2 separate regions of the Homo sapiens genome follow, and region 1 is linked to region 2. A link is a loop called in an ENCODE intact Hi-C map of the cell type or tissue named here. Cell type or tissue: sigmoid colon. All regions are shown on one strand. Links, peaks and the distances in the headings refer to the core of each region. The heading gives the core; the rest is flanking DNA.

Region 1 (8,000 bases), core at 1-8,000, 270 kb after region 2:
AGTCTGCTGGAGCGATGAAATAATAATGCAAAAATATGACTAGGGCAGACAAAAGAATGCCACTGCTTCTCTGCCTACCTCTTCTCCAAGTCTCAATATGCACAGGTATTACATTAGAATTTTGACTGGCATTAGTTTTCTAATAAAACTTTATTAACATTTACCCACAGTAAACCTCCCATACTCATAGAAAAACAAAAAAATGAGAACTTGGTACGAATGTGATAGCATATCATCTAATACTTTGCATAAATTCTACTCAGCCATGCAACCAGCAATCAATTCAGACTTACAGACTTACTCATTACTGCTCTACAACAACAAGGTGCTTAAGAAGAGCTCAACCCCCTCCACCAAAAAAACCCAATAACAAAAAAACTTCAGACATTCCCATATATTAATAGGACATTAATGAATTATTGTTAATTTCTTAGGAGTGCTAATGGTTGTGGTTATGTATAAAATATCCTTTCTTTAGCAATAAACGTCATAATGTTTATGATTTGCTTTACAATAATTCGGGGGGAAAATGCTGAAACAAATATGACCAAAAAAAGTATGGCTTGTTAGAACTAGATGATGGACACATGGAGTTTATTATACTACTTTTGTATAAGTTTGAAAAGTTTCATAAGAATATTAAAAAAAAAAAAAACACTCCTGTAATTGCATTCTCCCCAAGGCCTAAATGGATGTCATCTTGCCCTCAAAACAAAATCTCATATGAAAAAAATCAGAATTTCGAATGAACTTAAACATCTCTGATTTATTTAACTCACTTTCCAGCAAGAGATAAAGAATATATCTGTGTTCATGCCCTTATCAATGTTATTTTCTACTTGCCTGATTATATCATTCAAGATACCTGCATGGCCCCCATACTTTTCAAGATAAAGTCCAATTCCTTTGGAGCGCAAAGTCAGGGGCCTGCCTGAGTATCTGGCCTTCTCTCTGCCACTGTCCCCTGCAATAACAGCCATAATACGAACCACTCACCCTTTCCAGGTTGAGGTACCATCAACCTGCCTACTCCCACGTCTTTGAACCTGCACTAGAACACTTGACCTGTTTCCTGTTTTTTCACCTCACTAACTCATACTACTCCTAAACAATTTCAAGATGCTTTCCAGGAATTCCCCTGCCTGGACTCAGTCTATGCCAGTATTCTTCCCACTCTGAACTCCTATAGCACGTGTCCTTCATAGCGCTATCTTAGCGTATTTTCACAAATATTGGTCTCCTTTTCTGTCACTCCCTGCAAATTTCGGGTTTCTTAAAAACAACTATACATTTAATATTTGTATACTTAATACCTTCCACAGTGCCTCACAGAACACCTGATACATTTTAGCACAATAAATATTTGCTGAATAAGTAAATCAAAAAATTTCCAACACCCAAATTCAAAGAAAATTTAGAATATAAATGTTTAGGAAATCATTTTAATTGTATATTTAATTGCATATTTAATTGCATGTTCTACTGTACAGCTGAAGAAAACCCAACAATTTTTCTAAAAGTCTGAAGTTGCCACAGAGGTAGACGATTATTCTTTGAAAATAGACTCACCTAAGTCCTTTAAAATTATTACACGTCTCCTGTGCACTCCATTTGTAAAGTGAATTTAGAAAAATCCAATCAACAAACATCTTTTAGGTGGTTGGAGAAAAAGACAAACTAATCAAAAATAGAATAAAAATGGTGAGTGCGAAAAACTATCATCTCTGCCTAGCTCCTTAGCCCTGATTCCTTCTGATTTTCAGTCAGGTCCACTTGCCCTAGGTCTACTCTGGCTCTAGTGTAAATGCCGCCCCTAATCACCATTAAGTGAACCACCCTCTACTAAATCAAGTCTTAGTCTGGTTCCAGTTCCAGCAACCAAGATTCTACCTTATTTTTGTGACCAACTCTCAACCCTGTTTCCCAAATCTAATATCTAATACTACTGGGTTATTTTCTTCTTATCCTATCTCTAAATCTATGCTTTACTCCCTCTAAGAATAGGACTCAGATTTGTTCTTGGTCAGTCCTCTTCAAGGACTACAATGTTGGCCCAAACTTCTGTCCTTATTTCTGATTATCTTCTTATTTCTTCAGCCTTTCTGAAGCTAACCATCTACCAGCCTACATTCCACAATTTGCCAGCTCACAGGCACTCCATTATTGTAACTCAAGGATGTCTTGCTCATCTCCCAATGCAAACTACTAATTTAGACTATCACCTCCAGAAAGCACATTCTCTAGGAATCCCGGTTGGCCTAACTAGGTGAATTTCTTCTTACTCCCTACTGCTACCCCGCACACTGGTAGGTAAGACTGACTATACTGCTGGTTCTAATTAGCTCTAATTTGACACAGTTTATAGAACCTCAAGCTATAGGATGGTTACCTAAACTAGGAGTAGTCTAAGCTTGAAATGTTGCTTTTTTATGTTCCTCACATAGTCCGTAATACATAACAACAGTCTCCATGTACAGAAAAAAATTCTGATATTAACTGTGAATCTAAAAGATACACTAGGAAAAGATACAAGTAAGAGTCATAAGTTCTTTTAATTTAAAATATACTCTGCTAACTTGGTATAATATATTCCACTAATACGATTATAAACTAAAGAAATAAAACTGATACAATAAATTAGATATCTTATAAATGCATATATAATCTCTCACCTGTAAGAAGGCATTACTCTTAGCATTAGTCAAACCAACGAACTCAGGCTTTACAATTTTTAAACCAATGCACAATTCTTCGATAGCAAAAATCAAAATTTTCATAAGTGAGCAAGAGATGCAATGATCTTCACTCTGACTAGTCAACAAAAGAATCTATCTCCAGTGATATCTATTACTTTAAATGAGGTTAAATATATAATCAGAATTTATTTCTATGACAGGAGCTCCTAACCTGAGATTGTCTGAGGGATGTGGAAACTTGTTTAGGAAAAAAACTGTATCACTGTTTTCACTAAACTTCAAATAAAATTTAGCTATCTTTCAAATACAAATGCAGACAATAGTATCTATCACTTTGTCACCAATAAAAATCAGATATTTTGGCCGGGCGCGGTGGCTCCTGCCTGTAATCCCAGCACTCTGGGAGGCCGAGACGGGCAGATCACCTGAGGTCAGGAGTTTGAGACCAGCCTGGCCAACATGGCAAAACCCCATCTCTACTAAAAATACAAAAATTAGCTAGGTGTCATGGCGCATGCCTGTAGACCCAGCAACTTGGGAGGTTGAGGCAGGAGAATTGCTTGAACCTGGGAGGTGGAGGTTGCAGTGAGCCAAAATTACACCACTGCACTCCAGCCTGGGTGACAGAGGGGGACTCTGTCTCAAAAAAAAAAAAAAAATCAGATATTTCCATATCACATTATAACGGTTACTGGTATCTCAAAATATTGCTTATGCTCACCACTATTCAGAATTACAGTAAAAATTTAACCTGTTGCTTATTTGCATGTGATTGCAGTGTCTGGTTTATAGATACTCTTGTGACAAGGCTGGCAACTGTTGGGCAACTCTGCCCTAGTAGTTATTCAGAAGACAAAGAGCTAAGGCATGTGTTATCACATTGGAAATCTAATCATCTACGTTGCTTCAGGTATTCCCTATCCACACTTGCTTGTTGATCAGTACGTGGAAGATGTGTCGAGGATCATCCCAAAATTTGGTGTCCTTACTGAAACCTTACAATCATGTCTTTAAAATTTTTTTAACATTAACTTGTCTGTATTTTAAATGTAGTTTCAAATACAGTACAATCACATGCAAATAAGCAGCAGGTTAAATTTGTACTGTAATTCTGAATATTGGTGAGCATAAAATACAGCACTTGCCTGTATTTTAAATGTAATTTCTCATTTTGAGGTGTGTTAATAAAAAATCAAATATACTACTATATCACAATTTTTAATATTTTCAAAACTATATTTTGATATAATTGGTTTCCTTTGTAATCCTAGTTGTACAGTTAAGCATTTAAAAATATCCTGAGAAGCGTTCAACATACAGCTAAAGGGGAATTCATGGCACTGAAGAAGTTTCGAATTCCTATTTATACTATTTACAGGCTTTTTAAAATTCTGGCATTAGTCTGTAAAGTATAACAAGAGAAACAAAGTCTAAGTCTAAGTTTCTGCCATCGGATATAATTCTACTGATTGTCCAACTTGGGCACAACCAGAAAAAGCTGGTTAATATAGGATCAAATGTTTGTTACATATGTTATTAATCAGCAGTTTCAATGACAGCAGTTCTCTTTTGTTATACATGTATGTATATAAAACATTTCCAGATAAGACTTTGCCCAAGGGGCTCTGAAGTGAAAAATAATTTTTAATCAAGATCCAGAATACTATACATAAAGCGACTAGAGAAAAACTGGTAAACTGTGTAATGCCAGACTTAAAAGCGGGAAAATATTAACAAGAACATCTACTGAATACACACCTTGTGCCTGGAACTATGTATACCACAGGTACATAAACACACACATACACATACACACACACACACACACACACACACACACACTACTTTTCCCCTCTCATTTCACTTTAATTTAAATGCTCAAAAATACATAAATTAAATTTTAACTTACTTAAATTTACCATAAATTGGCATGTGAGCTAACCTAACACGCCATAATTGGCATGTTAGGTAACTTATGGTAAAAATTTACCAATTTATTGTAAATTTTTATCCTGAACAGCACTAAAATGTAACCAATACTTACTTCTGAATCTTCAGATAGGCCATAGCTCTGTTAGCTGGAAGAAGGGCATTAGCACCATCTGCTGCTATCCCTCGAGTATAGCATTCAATTGCTCTTTCATATTTCCCCTCTTTGAAAAATCCATTCCCCTGTTATTTTGTAGAGAGATATGGAGAATAAAAAAAAAATTTCAAAAAAAATAAATGAATTCAAATCTTATGAAACACTGCAAGGATATTCACCAACAGTATTTCAAGAAAGAATATTGTTAAAAATCTGGCCCATGAGACACGTTTTAAAATCTGTTGGTTTGGGTTGTTTCTTTTTTAATGGCATTATTCTCTTTTCAGTACTAAAAAGGAAAAACATGTATACTACATTACTTTGCAGCATTCACTATTATTCCATTAATTACATATTACGCAAAGCTTAAATTTAAAAACCTATTTTAACAAAGGTCCAAATAATATACTGTCTTAAGTTACATTAGAAGCTGTACAAAAGGACTTCATAACTCAAATAAATTTTGTGAAAGAATACAGTACCAGAATTATAAAGCCCACTCTTCAATAACTTTAATATGCCCAAATATAAGATAAATTCAGCTGTATTGGAATTTGTATACCTGATTTCACTATAACATTTACTTATAATCAGTCAAATATCACAATCAATAATCATTTCATAAATATTTATTAGGAATCCTCTGTGGGTCCAGGAAAGGCAATAAATAAACTAAACCTCAACTCATGATTAGTAGAGGAATTTCAATCAGAAACAGTCCAGTGTGAATTAATGAAAAAAGTACATTATAAGAATGGATTGTAATTAACTTCTATGTTAAATTTATAACTATGTATATGTAAATATATAAAACATTCAAAAGTAGTTTCCTAAACTTAAGTGTTTCTATAGTTATTTTTTTAATTTATATATAAAGTCATCAATTACCCAAATTTTGAATTAGTAGGTCCCAGAGGCTTTAGTGCATTTAATTCCCAATTCCTACTCAAGCAAAACTTTAATATTAGAGAAGAAAGAAATTAACTGATATACAAGAAATAAATCAACACTCAGCAAAACATATACATTGTACGTTGGAATAGCTTTGGATTACCCGATCTTTCTCTGAAATGGCCTGCTGCTTATTCTGTTGTGCTTCAATTTGCTTTCGCTCTCCTTCTGTTGACTTAATCACTATGTCAGCTTCCTTTGGATATGAGTTTTCTTTGGATGCTAAAGCCTAGGAGACATAGCAGTCAGCTAAAATAAAACAAAGTAATGCAAGATGCATATATATTTGACCTTAAAACATAAATACCTCAAATATATTAGAATTTCTGCCACATTTTAAATAATCAAAATAACATTTTCTGCTCTAATTCAAAATCTTTCTACTTATTAAAGTAAAAAGTAAAATAAGCATATAATAAATTTAATGTGCTTCTCATTTCAATTAAAATTAGTATCAAACGCCACATACTGCATGTTTTGACTTATAAGTGGGAGGTAAACATTGGGTACACATGGACATAAACAGAAACAACAGACACTATAGACTACCTGTTGGGGAGAGAAACATTGGGGTGGGGAGGGGAGGGGATGAAAAACTACCTATTGGGTACTATGCTCACTATCTAGGTGGCGGAATCATTCATACCCCAAACCTCAGTATCATACAATATGCCCATGTAAAAAGCCTGCACATGTACCCTTTGAATCTAAAATACAAGTTGAATTATTTTAAATAAATAAATAAGTAGCATCCATTAAAAGTAGTTGCTCATTTATTCAACAAATATTTATTGAATTTCTATACGGGCCAGACACTGTTTTAGGAGCTGTTTTCAGACATAACAGTTCATTACAACTACATCACCAAACTTCTCAAATTCAATATTCACAGTCATTATTTGACCTAAGGCAAAATTTTAAACATATGTAATACAGTTCACAACTATAATCAAGTTAACATATTTACCAGATCTTATGTGCAATAGTAGTGGTAATATTTAAAAGCACACTTTCCCCAATCACTGTCACTTTTCTCTCAATGTTTCAGTCAGTGCATAAGCCAAAAAGGAAGAAAATCAGTGGGATAAAAAAATAATAATTCTGTCATCTGAGAAAGAGTAAAGCAGCAGTAGTTCTTAAAGATCTCAGGCAACTTCTAGAACAATCAAGGGTCTTTAAATACCATTACACTCCCTCTAGCATGCAAATTCATTTAGTAAAACTCTATAGTACAAAGAATTAAAATTAGAAAATCTCAATATTAAGAAATCTATAGTACAAAATCTATGCAAAAAGCTTTACTTCTTCAAATAAAGGTCATAATACACTTAATTTAAATAACTATAGTTTACCTGACTGATTTTCCTGAGTTCATTTGTTGCTTCAAAGTTATTTGGTTCTAGTTCTAATACTCTTTCATAATCTAAGTAAAAGAGAAGATAAAAAAAATTTTTAAAGATAGGTAATATTTTAAAACATGTACAAAACAATCTTTTGTTGCCTGTGACAATCAGGCAACTGTCCTACAGCAAAATAAAGGAGAAACAAAGAAATACTATCATTAGGCCACTGAACTTTCTTTTTTTGAGACAGATTCTCACTCTGTTGCCCAGGCTGAGTGCAGTGGCGCAATCTTGGCTCACTGCAACCTCCAGTTCCCAGGTTCCAGTGATTCTGTACCTCAGCCTCCTGAGTAGCTGGGACTACAAGCACACGCCAACAAGTTCAGCTAATTTTTGTATTTTTAGTAGAGACAGGTTTTCTCCTCATTGGGCAGGTTAGTCTCAAACTCCTGGCCTCAAGTAGTCTTCCCACCTTGGCCTCCCAGAGTGCTAGGACTACAGGCGTAAGCCACTGTGCAGAGCCAAGCCACTGAACTTTCTTCTTCTCCCCCCAGGGCAGACAAAATCCTATGACAAACCATCTTCCACCAGCCCCAGGAAGGATACCTGCTATCATAAGTTGTATATCATAAAACCAAGAAGCAGGCCGGGCGCAGTGGCTCACTCCTGTAATCCCAGCACTTTGGGAGGCCGAGGTGGGCAGATCACCTGAAGTCAGGAGTCAAGACCAGCCTGGCCAACATGGCAAAACCCTGTCTCTACTAAAATTACAAAAATTAGCCAGGCATGGTGGTGGGCACCTGTAATCCCGGATACTTGGGAGGCTGAGGCAGAGAAAATCATTTGAACCCGGGAGGCGGAGGTTGCTGTGAGCAGAGATCACACCATTGCACTCCAGCCTGGGTGAAAAAGCAAGACTCTGTC
Region 2 (10,982 bases), core at 1,664-9,663:
CAGCTTTCTTTTTGTTCCTCAAAATATAAAGTTCTGTTTCATCTCCAGGCTTCACACCTGTTGCTCTCCTTTTCTAGAACATTCTCCGCCCCCACACTCTTCCATGCCCCAGCTTTTTGAATGATTGATACATTCTCATTTTTTTCTGCCAAAATACCACCTCTTCAGAGAGTCTACAACCATACCATTCATTCTCTTTCCTTTATTTTGCTGTTCATCTTCTTTATAGCACTTACCATTACCTGGAAGTGTCTGATTTATTTACTTTTTTCTTTGTCTCCCTCTCCTGCTCATGCTTGCAGACTGTAAATCCACGAGCGCAGGAGGTCTGTTCCATTCACAGCTGTTTCCCCAGTGCCTAGAACAATGCCTGGCACATAGCAGGAGTTTGCTCATGAATGAATGAAAGCATATTCATGCACCACAGCCAAGAGACAATTCTGACAATCAGCAAATGGGACAGAGCTTCAAAAGACTGCCCTGCTAACACCAAAAATCTTCTACTTAATAAGCCCAGGAAGCAAAGACTGTGTGAGAATACAAAACACAAATAGCATACTTAGTCTTCAGACTCCAAGGGTTCCAAAATCGGTAATAATTTGGAAAGCAGCTACATAGGGCTTAGAAAGGGATGTTCGTAAACTGCCCTTCCATCCTTGAGACCATCAAAAGAAATGGTATTCTGGACACCCTCCTAACCATTGTTATGGATGTCAAAATAAACACAAAACAAAATATAAAGCCAGGGATTGCTTTTCTAACACAACTTATTTACCTATTTTTTTCTCTTCCCAGAAGAAAGATAAAATGAAACTATATAATTGAACATTCAAGGGAGTCTGTGGATTTGAGAAAAGCCATAGAATTCTAGAGATGAAAGAATTTTTTTTAAATAATATGTGTTTTAGGACCAGAACTCTTTGTTCAAACAAGGTCTTAGGCAGAACATAAGAGAAAACATAGGTAAAAAAAAGATGAAAGCAGAGGTGATCTGGTTAAAGTCAGGGAGCCCCCTCACCCTACCCAGACATTTCCCTGGGTTGCAGGCATAAGGAGCACAGAGTGAGACCTGCAGATGTGGCCTAACCCTGTTATTTCACAGCCCATGAGAAGGAAAATGCCAGCCCACATCACAAGAGCAAATAATGAAATTTCAAAGCTAACACTCAGAGCTGAGCCTGCACATCTTTTCAACTAAATCATAGCAACCTTTCAAAAGAACAGAATAATATACTTAAAGAGAGTTTGCTTGTCTGGGCTCACCAGGCTTCTTCTGAGTACAACTGCATCTTGTAAGAAATGTTTTATCTTCTGTTAGTGATGGCACTGTATTCTTTGTATTCTTTCCAGCATGGCTGGTCCTCTCAGCCAGGCTCATCCTGGACCATACACCCTCTCTGTGCTTTTCTTCTCTAACTACTCACATTTTTCCATGAAGTCTGGGGTTAATGTTAGGCTTCTTTTCTAAATCCGCCTTACTTAAAAAATTGCTATACAAAACCACTCCACGCCAAGTATCTTGCAGGATTCAAATGTTCCCTAAAAGCAGTGAAGAGAGACATGACCCAGAGACTTGTAAAGCTGTGACAAAAGCAGGCAGAGCTCAGCTGAATGCATTTCTTTCTGTATGTTTTGACACCTCACACCTGGCACAGGAGGGAGGCAGTGCAGGAATTAGGGAAAACAAGGTAAGAATTGATGTCACAAGCTCTACCAGCAATTATGGAAGTAGGTTACTCAACATGTTTACTCCTTCATTCATTCATTCAATGCATATTTCCGTGCTGACCAGGTACCATGCTAGGCTCTGAGGATACTAAAATAAGATTGTAACTCACAGCACTTACAGTCTGATAATAAACTAGCAATTACAGAATACAGTGATGCCACTGGAGGATGAGCAGAGAGGGCCATTGTGGTGGACTTTTACCTTGGTGATCCTCAAAACATCTTGCCTTCTATATTCACACTCTTGTATAGGCCCTGCCCACACTGACTTTGGCTAATGAGATAGTAGCAAGCGTGATGCATGCAGAGGATTGAAAAGTGCTCACACATGAAGGCTTTCCCATTATGCAAAGTCCAAGTTAGTTGTACTGAGAAAGTGACATGGAGACAAAGAAAGCAAGGCTGGCAGGGGAGGACGGGGGAGGTGTTCTAGCCTTCCAGCTGTCCTTGCCAAGGTTCCAGACGCATGAATGTAGCCATCTTGAATGCTGTGGCCCCATCCACCACCTAAGTGCAACAGCATGAGCAACCCCCAGCAGGAGAATCACCCAGCTGAGTCCCAACCAACCCAAGACTCAGGAACAAATAAAATAGTGGTTGTTTTAAGCTGCTAAGTTTTGGGGTGGGTTGTCACATAGCAATAAAAACACAGCCATATACATTTTTTAAAAAGACCTTTTATTGAAATTCATGCCAGGTGGGGGTTTTAGATTTTGATGGATTCATTTTTACAATGTGATCTCTTTTTAAAATTATTTTCCAAATGATTATTGATATAGCATAATCTTTAGTTTGTCATATGCATGCATATTTACTCATACAAGGAAGAAAAAATCAGTAGACTGTGGTCAAGAAAAGAAGGCAAAAACCAGAATTTGTAGGAGAAAGAAGACAGAAAAACTGAAAGTAGTCAGGGAGAATGAATTTTGTTTGCACATTTTTCTGGGTAAACTTATTGGTTCATGTCCAGCAAAGAAGTCAGTCTAGACAGTCTGCTGCTAGGAAGGCTAATGAGGGGTTATCAAAGGACAGAATTTAACTGCTTATGGATTCTCCTCAAAACCTTGAGAGCTTCTCAGGGGGCTTACATGCCAGGCTGTCTCTGGGCATTGGCTGACAGTGTCCTGTCATTAAGATCTTATCACAGCCAAGCTGGGATGCACCATTTTCCTCATCACAGTTTTACATGCTGATTTTAATGTATCTAGCCACTTTATTCTGACCTCTTAATTAATGTTTTAGGTTTTCTCATTGTAAAATAAGATAATCTGTAAACAATAATTTAGTCTTTTCCCTTTTGTTAATATTAATATGTAAACTGCTGACAAACCACAACTCATGTAGGATTAGAAACACAAACTAACAAGCACTCAGAGCACACATCCAGTTGGTGTGGCTGACCAAGGATCCTTTCTACTCAGAGGTATTTGATCAGTGTGGCTGAGGCAGCTCTAGTTTGGACCAGAGACCACTGGCAGATGGCTCATTTAGAGTTAATTCTCATTATAAAAATTTTTCTGAAATCATCTGAATCCATGGAAAGATCTATCTTCAAATCTAGACAGTAACAACTCTTGCCTACATATTCAGCAGATGGTTAATTCTTATGACAGTAGCACTCCACAATCACTAAGCTCTATGGGATGCTAAGTTTATTTCCTGTAAAATCAAAGTGAAACAAGCTCTATTTGGCTGAAAATGGTTGTAATAAGATCCAACAAAATAAGGTTGCCTTTGTTTCTTCTGGGGTTTCTTTTTAGAGCTAAATTGGAGAGCTCCATAAACTTTAAGATGTAATGAACTGACTCATTTATTTCACTCTGCTTTCCATCTCTGACAGGTGCATACACACACACGCACACATACACACTCCACCACCACCACCACCACTATTGCCATCCCACTGCCACACCAGCTTCCCTACACTATAGACCACACGGTCCTTGTATGGGAATTAGGTTTACACTATGTAAATGTTCCCAAGGATCTACTATGAAGCTCTGGCAATGCTCTATTTAGCCTAGGAAATTTGCTGCGATGCCAGACTAAGAGATGGAGTTTTCTGTGGAAGATAAAAGCTGCTTCCTTTATTTGAAGAAAATTAAAGTTTATTCCACAGATCAGTGGTTAACTCTCCAGGGCAAGCCCTTTTCTTCCTCCAAACTTCAACACATATTTCTACAAGTCAGGGAAATATGAATCTTCTTCCTTGGACCAGCTAAATGGATATCCTGTGGCAAGTTATTTGGAAACAATAAAACAGGCAATCACCTGCTTAAGTGGCACAATCAGAAAGGCCAAGAGAGACTTCCGACCTTTCCCGAACACCTTAATAATTGAAACTTACATTGATACCATTCTGTTTGCAAAAAGACAGAAATTCCCTATTTTCAAGGTTCTTATGTGGTTCTGAACCATTCCTTTGAGGAACTGGTGTCAACTACTGTCACATTATATTAAAGACCTGACAAAAAAGAGACATGGGATTGATGTTTTTAACTGAGCAGAAGTTGAAAGCTACTGGGGCAGTACCTAGGGGACTTTAGGCACTGAGGGGCTAAAAATTAGATATATTGTGGTGCAGAGAGATGAAGGAAGGAAGGGAATCAAAGAAAGAAGAAGCAATGACAACCAAAGGCAAATTTTGCCTTTTTCTAGCTCCTAATCTTTATTGTAGCAGTTATCTCTTATTAAGCACTATGTACCAGGTGTGCAAAGGTCTTTGCATGTGTTTGCTCATTACACCTTTACATTTCTGTTTACAAGGAGCAGAGGGGTTTAGGGCCCTGGCTCCAGAGGTTTCTCCCTAGTAGGGGATGAGATCATCCCATGCCATGTGAGCTTGTCAGGAACTTGGCATAGACCCTGAGGTTCTACTCAGGGCCTGAGGTTCTCAAGAATGAACATTCCTGGACATTCAGTAAAGAGTTGTTAATATCCCTGCCTGGATCCCTTTCTTTCTATTTTGAGAACATTAAGAGAGGGAAGGCTACTGACACTTGGAATGAATAGTCATGGGAAAGAAAACAGTCTTCAGGAACAATTTCAGGAAGGTGTGAGAAGATGAAGTGAGGACCAGAGAATGTGTTCCTGGGTGGTGGTGACCAAAAACCACCAGGATGGACTTGAGGGTCCCTAGAAATCAACTGGGGAGGGAAATCCTAGGAGAAAGATTGGTCTTCTTGTCAACCTAGAGGGTTTTTTTTTTCCACTTACTATGGTTTCAACACTAAAATAAATATGAACTTATTCCACACCTCAAACTGGTGATTTGAAATATATTTATTGGAAATATTAAAAATCTATATTTTTACTTTAGGGCAGATAATTGTGTTTTACCTCAATGTTCTAGTTTGTATTTAGCTTAAAGGACATCCTTGAAATATCTGTTTTTTATAAGAGCTTCAGAGTTAAAAGGGGAAAGGAAGATTGTTTAGGTTGAGAGGGTTCTGTTTGGGTTTGCTTTGCTGTTGTCGGGGGCGCTGGGGTGATTAGCATCATGCAGGGCATGTGATTCTGACACCCTCTTCTGTGGTGGGGGTGAGAAGGCACCGGTGCCACTAGTCCCTGACCTGTCCCTCAGACAAGTTACAAATGAAGACTGAGGGGGTGGAGTAGCTATGGAAACCAGGAGGGAAGGATTTTTTTTTTTAATGCAAATGAATTAGAACAAAATGACTGGCATCCCTTTTTCTTTTTCCATCTGTGACAAAAGTTCTGTGTCCTGGTTTCTACCTTCACTTGGAGTAAATTATGGGGGAAAGAACATCATGAAGACCTGCTATTGTCAGAGTGTCATTTCCTCTTTCTATCTTTCTGTGGATTAATTTTAAATCCATTTGATAGAATTAATCATATAAGCCAGTCTCATTTCCCTGCAAATGTCTGCCTTCGTGCAGGTGATTCTGTAGAAAGGAGTTTCTCCAATAAAGCAGAGCTTCTCTTTCAACTCCATGGACATCAGAGAGAGTCCCTTTCAAAAAAGGAGGCTCAGGTCTGGAGAGACAAAGGCCTCTACTTTCGAAAAGGCCTCTTGGATCAAGCCCAGGTATGAGTCGTCAGTACCACGTTTGTCTCTGTGTCACAGCATTTGAGATTTTCATGAGGCTACCTGACCTCAATCTGTTTCCTTTTATATATTAACTCTTTAGGTCCCAATGGGACATACCCATTTTATGAGTTACTGACATTTATAACTTACCTCATTTTAGCATAAACTTTCTGCCTTTTGTTCTTTTGTGGACAACATATTAGCTCTTGGATTCTGAGTTTTTAAATGGTATAATTTTTGTTTGGCTCCAGGCAACAGTAGTTCTACTTTGTGTCTGAGCCTCCCGTCATCATCTGTCACTCTGTGCCCACTTGTTCTATTAAAGTATCATCAGGAAGGCACACAATTGATCCAGGGTAAAAAATTCTGCTCCAACAGTGAATGAATCATTCAATGTTGTGTGTCCACTGGGAGAAAAAAAAACTCCACGCAGCATATTCATTTTCACAATTTTTATGTACTACCATGAAGTACATAAAAATTACTGTAGGAATTTTATTTTATTTTATTTATTTTTTTTGAGATGGAGTCTCGCTCTTTAGCCCAGGCCGGACTGCAGTGGCGCTATCTCGGCTCACTGCAAGCTCCGCCTCCCGGGTTCACGCCATTCTCCTGCCTCAGCCTCCTGAGTAGCTGGAACTACAGGCACCCGCCACCGCGCCTGGCTAATTTTTTTTGTATTTTTAGTAGAGACGGGGTTTCACCGTCTTAGCCAAGATGGTCTCGATCTCCTGACCTCGTGATCCGCCCGCCTCGGCCTCCCAAAGTGCTGGGATTACAGGCGTGAGCCACCGAGCCCGGCCTATTGTAGGAATTATTACACTCACTTTGTTTCACTCTGCTCTACCTTCTAAATCTGAACATGTCCTGTTCTATTGATACTTTCTCCTGTCAATAGTCATGCTAGTGATGGAAGAACCTTGGCCAATATGATTAGAGTCTGAAAGATTCTCCTGGGTGATGTAAAACGAGCTCATAGGCAGAGGGGAGAACTTCCTTCTGTAACACACAGGCTGGCTTCTGACTCACCTACAAAAAAAGAAAAAAAGAGAGCTACTTGGTTCCACTGTCTCTTTGGATCTCATGAGTTGAAAGCTGAGGCTGTACTCCCCAACAAACATGAGTATTTCAGTTCTAAGTAGGTGACTGGAGAAAGATGAAATCCACTCAATTTGAAGAACATTTAAAAAATATGTTTTCATGCTTTGGAAAAGTTTCAGTGTGTCAGGTAAAATACTTGAAACTAAAAATTGTTGTAGATTTTGTACTATCGTTGGCCTGGAAGAGCAGTTCACATTTAATTAACGTTCTAAGGTAACACTGTGGCATAGTTATAGGACTGCAAGTAACAATTCACAAAATGAATTAATCATTGGATCCTGCTATGTTCTGAATGTTTGTGCTCCACAAAACTCATGTGTTGAAATCCGATGCCCCAAGGTGATGGTATTAGGAGGCGGGGCCTTTTAGAGGCAACCAGATCATGAGGGCAGAGCTAATGGCACTAATGGGATGAGTGTCCTTATAAAAGAGACCCCAGGCTGGGCACGGTGGCTCATGCCTGTAATCCCAGCACTTTGGGAGGCCAAGGCAGGTGGATCACGAGGTCAGGAGTTCGAGACCAGGGTGGCCAACATAGTGAAACCCTGTCTCTACTAAAAATACAAAAAATTAGCCGGACGTGGTGGTGTGCACTTGTAATCCCAGCTACTGGGGAAGCTGAGGCAGGAGAATTGCTTGAACCTGGGCGGCGGAGGTTGCAGTGAGCCAAGATCATGCCATTGCACTCCCGCCAGGTCGACAGTGCGAGACTCCGTCTCAAAAAAAAATTAATAAATAAAAATAAAAAAATAAAAAGAGACCCCAGAGAGACCCTCGCCCCCTCTACCACGGGAGGACACAGCAAGAAGATGCCATCTATACGCCAGAAAGTGGTCTCTCTCCAGACAGCAAATCTGTCTTGATCTTAGACTTGCCAGCCTTCAGAAATGTGAGAAAGAAATCTCTGTTGTTTATGAGCCACCCACTCAGTTTATAGATTTTGTTATGCAGTGTGAACAGGTTAAGACAGATCCCTCAATCTTTTATTCAAGAGCAACAGGGACAGTGGCCATGACTACAGATGGGAGTCAAATATATCTGGGCTTTATGCAAGCTTAAACATGCACTAGATAATTGACACTGGACGAGTTACCCCACTGTTCTTGTTCTCAACTTTATAATCCTGGGAACGAAGATGGTAATAATATCTATTTCGCTGGGGTATCATATACAATAGTGCCCGGTACACTGGGGTGTTACATAAATCAGTGCTCAACAGTGGCTGTTATTTTGCTCTAGGATATTACTGAAGCATATAAAGCCTTATCTTTCCGACAGACTCCAGGCAGTCAAATGCCCTCTGCAATGTTTCCTCAAATTCCTAGAGGATGTAATTTTCATGCCCCTGGTTTAGACAGAGGCTATCTTTCTTACACTCCTTAGAAGATAATATATTTCAAAATAAAGAAAGGTCTGAAAGATCTCATTGCTACTAAATACAGAATACTGCATTATCCATAATATTGAACTTAAATTTGCCTTTGTGCTTTTAAAATCTACTTTTAAAATTCTTATACTATATCCAATTGTTGACATTTCCAGGTCTCTATTTTGTGGAGTTAGGACAGCATTAAATACAAAATGAAGAAAATGAAGGACAGATCTCTAGTGCATATACCAGCTTTACAGTTTTCTAAATGCAGTGCCACAAAATGTGCCACTGATGTCACAAGAGCTTGTAAGCCAGCTGGGGACCCAGACACATCAGAGGTGACATCTCAAGGCAGGGGGAGGGTACCAGAGGCAGCCATGGCAGAGCATGGGAAGAATCCCTTGGGGAGCCATGTCCAGTCTTGCAGATGCTAATTAATCTTGTCATCATGTTGTGCCATTCCTCCTCCTTGGTAGCTCTGTCGGAGCATTCTGAACAATCACAGTAAGAGAAATGCAATGACAGCCATGCTTCATCTCCAGCTGTTTCCTGAGAAGATGACAGGTATTCATGAAGCATTCCTCACAGTCCTGATGAGACTGAGGAGCAGAGTCCACTCCTCAAAAGATCCTGGAGTGTTGACATGTTCTGATGGTGTCAGTGATCTGCCAGGATTTGGGTATTTTATCCAGTGATGGATTAGAGGGCATGAAGCTGTGGGTTTTGGAGCTGGACTCACCATTTTTAGGGCTCAAGGGTGTTATACTCTAAGACTAAAACTCACTGAGGGTAAGCACCTCCCTCCATGTTTTAAATTTCTTCCTACACCTGCATAAGACCAGTCTCTGTGTCCTGCATATAGTAGGTGCTCATTATATTTACTATTGATTATATTTACCAAAATATCTTATGGATTCCTAATTATTTAATTTCATGGAGTCTTTACATTATCCATGGAACCACGTCCCTCTTGAATCTCATCTTATCCATCAGGACCTCTCTGACTGTCCCAGTTCATAGTAAGCTTCTCTTCCTCTGAATGTACCATCCTTCTGACACTAAAGAGAACATGCCCACAATGCTGGGCGTGGTGGCTCATGCCTGTAATCCCAGCACTTTGGGAGGCCGAGGCGGGCGGATCACGAGGTCAGGAGATTGAGACCATCCTAGCTAACACGGTGAAACCCCGTCTCTACTAAAAATACAAAAATTAGCCGGGCATGTTGGCGGGCGCCTGTAGTCCCAGCTACTTGGGAGGCTGAGGCAGGAGAATGGCGTGAACCCAGGAAGCGGAGCTGGCAGTGAGCTGAGATCGCGCCACTGCACTCCAGCCTGGGTGACAGAGTGAGACTCCATCTCAAAAAAAAAAAAAAAAGCATGCCCACAACTTGCAAAGTACCTCTCTTACAACGGAGTAAGTGTGCCACATGATTACATGGGGTTGTATTGGTTTATTTCCTTCATTTTCTGTTTTCAAACTGTGCTCTTTAGGGATCTGAGAGAAGGAAAACAGGCTTAGTGCCAACTCACACGACTCTTAAAGGCAGCTCTCTTTACACAGAGATGTTGCCAAAGTTTTAAGTTTATTGCATAAAAGGACCCAAGGCGCTTTGTCGGCCTCAATTTCTGCCTGAGGAATGGTAGTGGGTAGGGGTGTTCATGTTTATGTTTCCCTGGTCTTCCAGTTACCCCATTACAAGTCAGCTGTCCCCTGTCATTTGAGATACTGACTTACAGTGATGTCACAGTCAAGGACACAACAAGTAGCTAGGATGGACCTAAGGGTCTCTGGTATGCCTACAATGCCAGGCATTCGTGAGGTTTGTTTTGGGGTCAACATCTAGCTCAAGATTCATATGTATATTTTAATGAGGACTTTGCTTCCTTTTTTTCACACCTTTCTCCCTTCACTAAGCTGGGTGCTGGATGTTAGTAATACTAAGAGACATGAGACATTATCTCCCCCTTCAGATCATGACTCAGTGGAAGATTTAGATACATAAACAGAAAGTGACACATTGGAGTATGCACTATGAACTATGAGAGCACAAATGAGAAACATGTTTTGTAAGAAATGCATAGAGGGAGAACTACATGGATATGAGATATTTAAGCTGGACCCTCAAAGATGACAAACACATCACTAAGTCTTGATGATCTTAGCTCCTAAATACGTCTCTAATCTCTCTGCTTTTTTCCATCTCTGCTGCTAGACCCTCATCAGAGCTGACAACATGTCCAGCCTGCACTACTGCAAGAACTTCTTTGTCTATGGTAGTGTGGTCAACTGAAGAAGCCGGCTTAGTTGCTCCAGTCAGGTGCTCACACTAAGAAAGGATGGGTGAAGGTTATAAAGTGGCTGTGAATGAGAACTCGGTCTGGGCTCTACCAAGCAGAGAAGCCATGCAGAGATGAGAAAGGTGAAAGCCATGAAACCATGTTAAGCAGAAAAATAAAAATTCAAAACAGAATGGGTGTAGCATTATATAGTGTTCTGTGGAGTACCATGATCCTTCTTCATGAAACAACTTCAAGGCAGACATCTGGTGGTTTTTTCCATTGCCCCCAAGGCAGAGAGTAACAGAAAGGATGGAGATGTGCAAAGAAGAAGTAAAAAGATGGAATCAGAAGTAGAAGAGAAGAGAACAAAAAGAGGAAACAGGGAATAGAAGAGGTCTTCCCACCCCACCACCATCAGCCCTGTCAAAAGTAACCTCACAGGCATTTACC

What was found. Peaks named below come from ENCODE experiments on the same cell type or tissue, not always from the same donor. Only the 100,000 strongest peaks of a DNase experiment are listed, where the experiment ranks them.
Region 1: it touches region 2 in a loop (2.4-fold over the local background); 2 of 110 quality-filtered maps call a loop at or near these places.

The regions. Positions count from the first base shown.
Region 1 is chr12:47,682,040-47,690,039 of GRCh38, forward strand. It overlaps RPAP3 (RNA polymerase II associated protein 3), which reads right to left. Exons shown (of 17, transcript NM_024604.3): 7 at 7,086-7,156; 8 at 5,837-5,962; 9 at 4,741-4,868. Among named protein-coding and RNA genes, the nearest start is that of RPAP3, 20 kb to the right of the region's middle. In sigmoid colon, for the core only: CTCF peaks have their summits at 4,803 (motif pointing left) and 5,018; no DNase peak of the experiment used is centred there.
Region 2 is chr12:47,409,457-47,420,438 of GRCh38, forward strand. It overlaps LINC02156 (long intergenic non-protein coding RNA 2156), which reads left to right and starts at 5,552. Exons shown (of 2, transcript NR_149087.1): 1 at 5,552-5,776; 2 at 10,466-10,723. In sigmoid colon, for the core only: no CTCF peak of the experiment used is centred there; no DNase peak of the experiment used is centred there.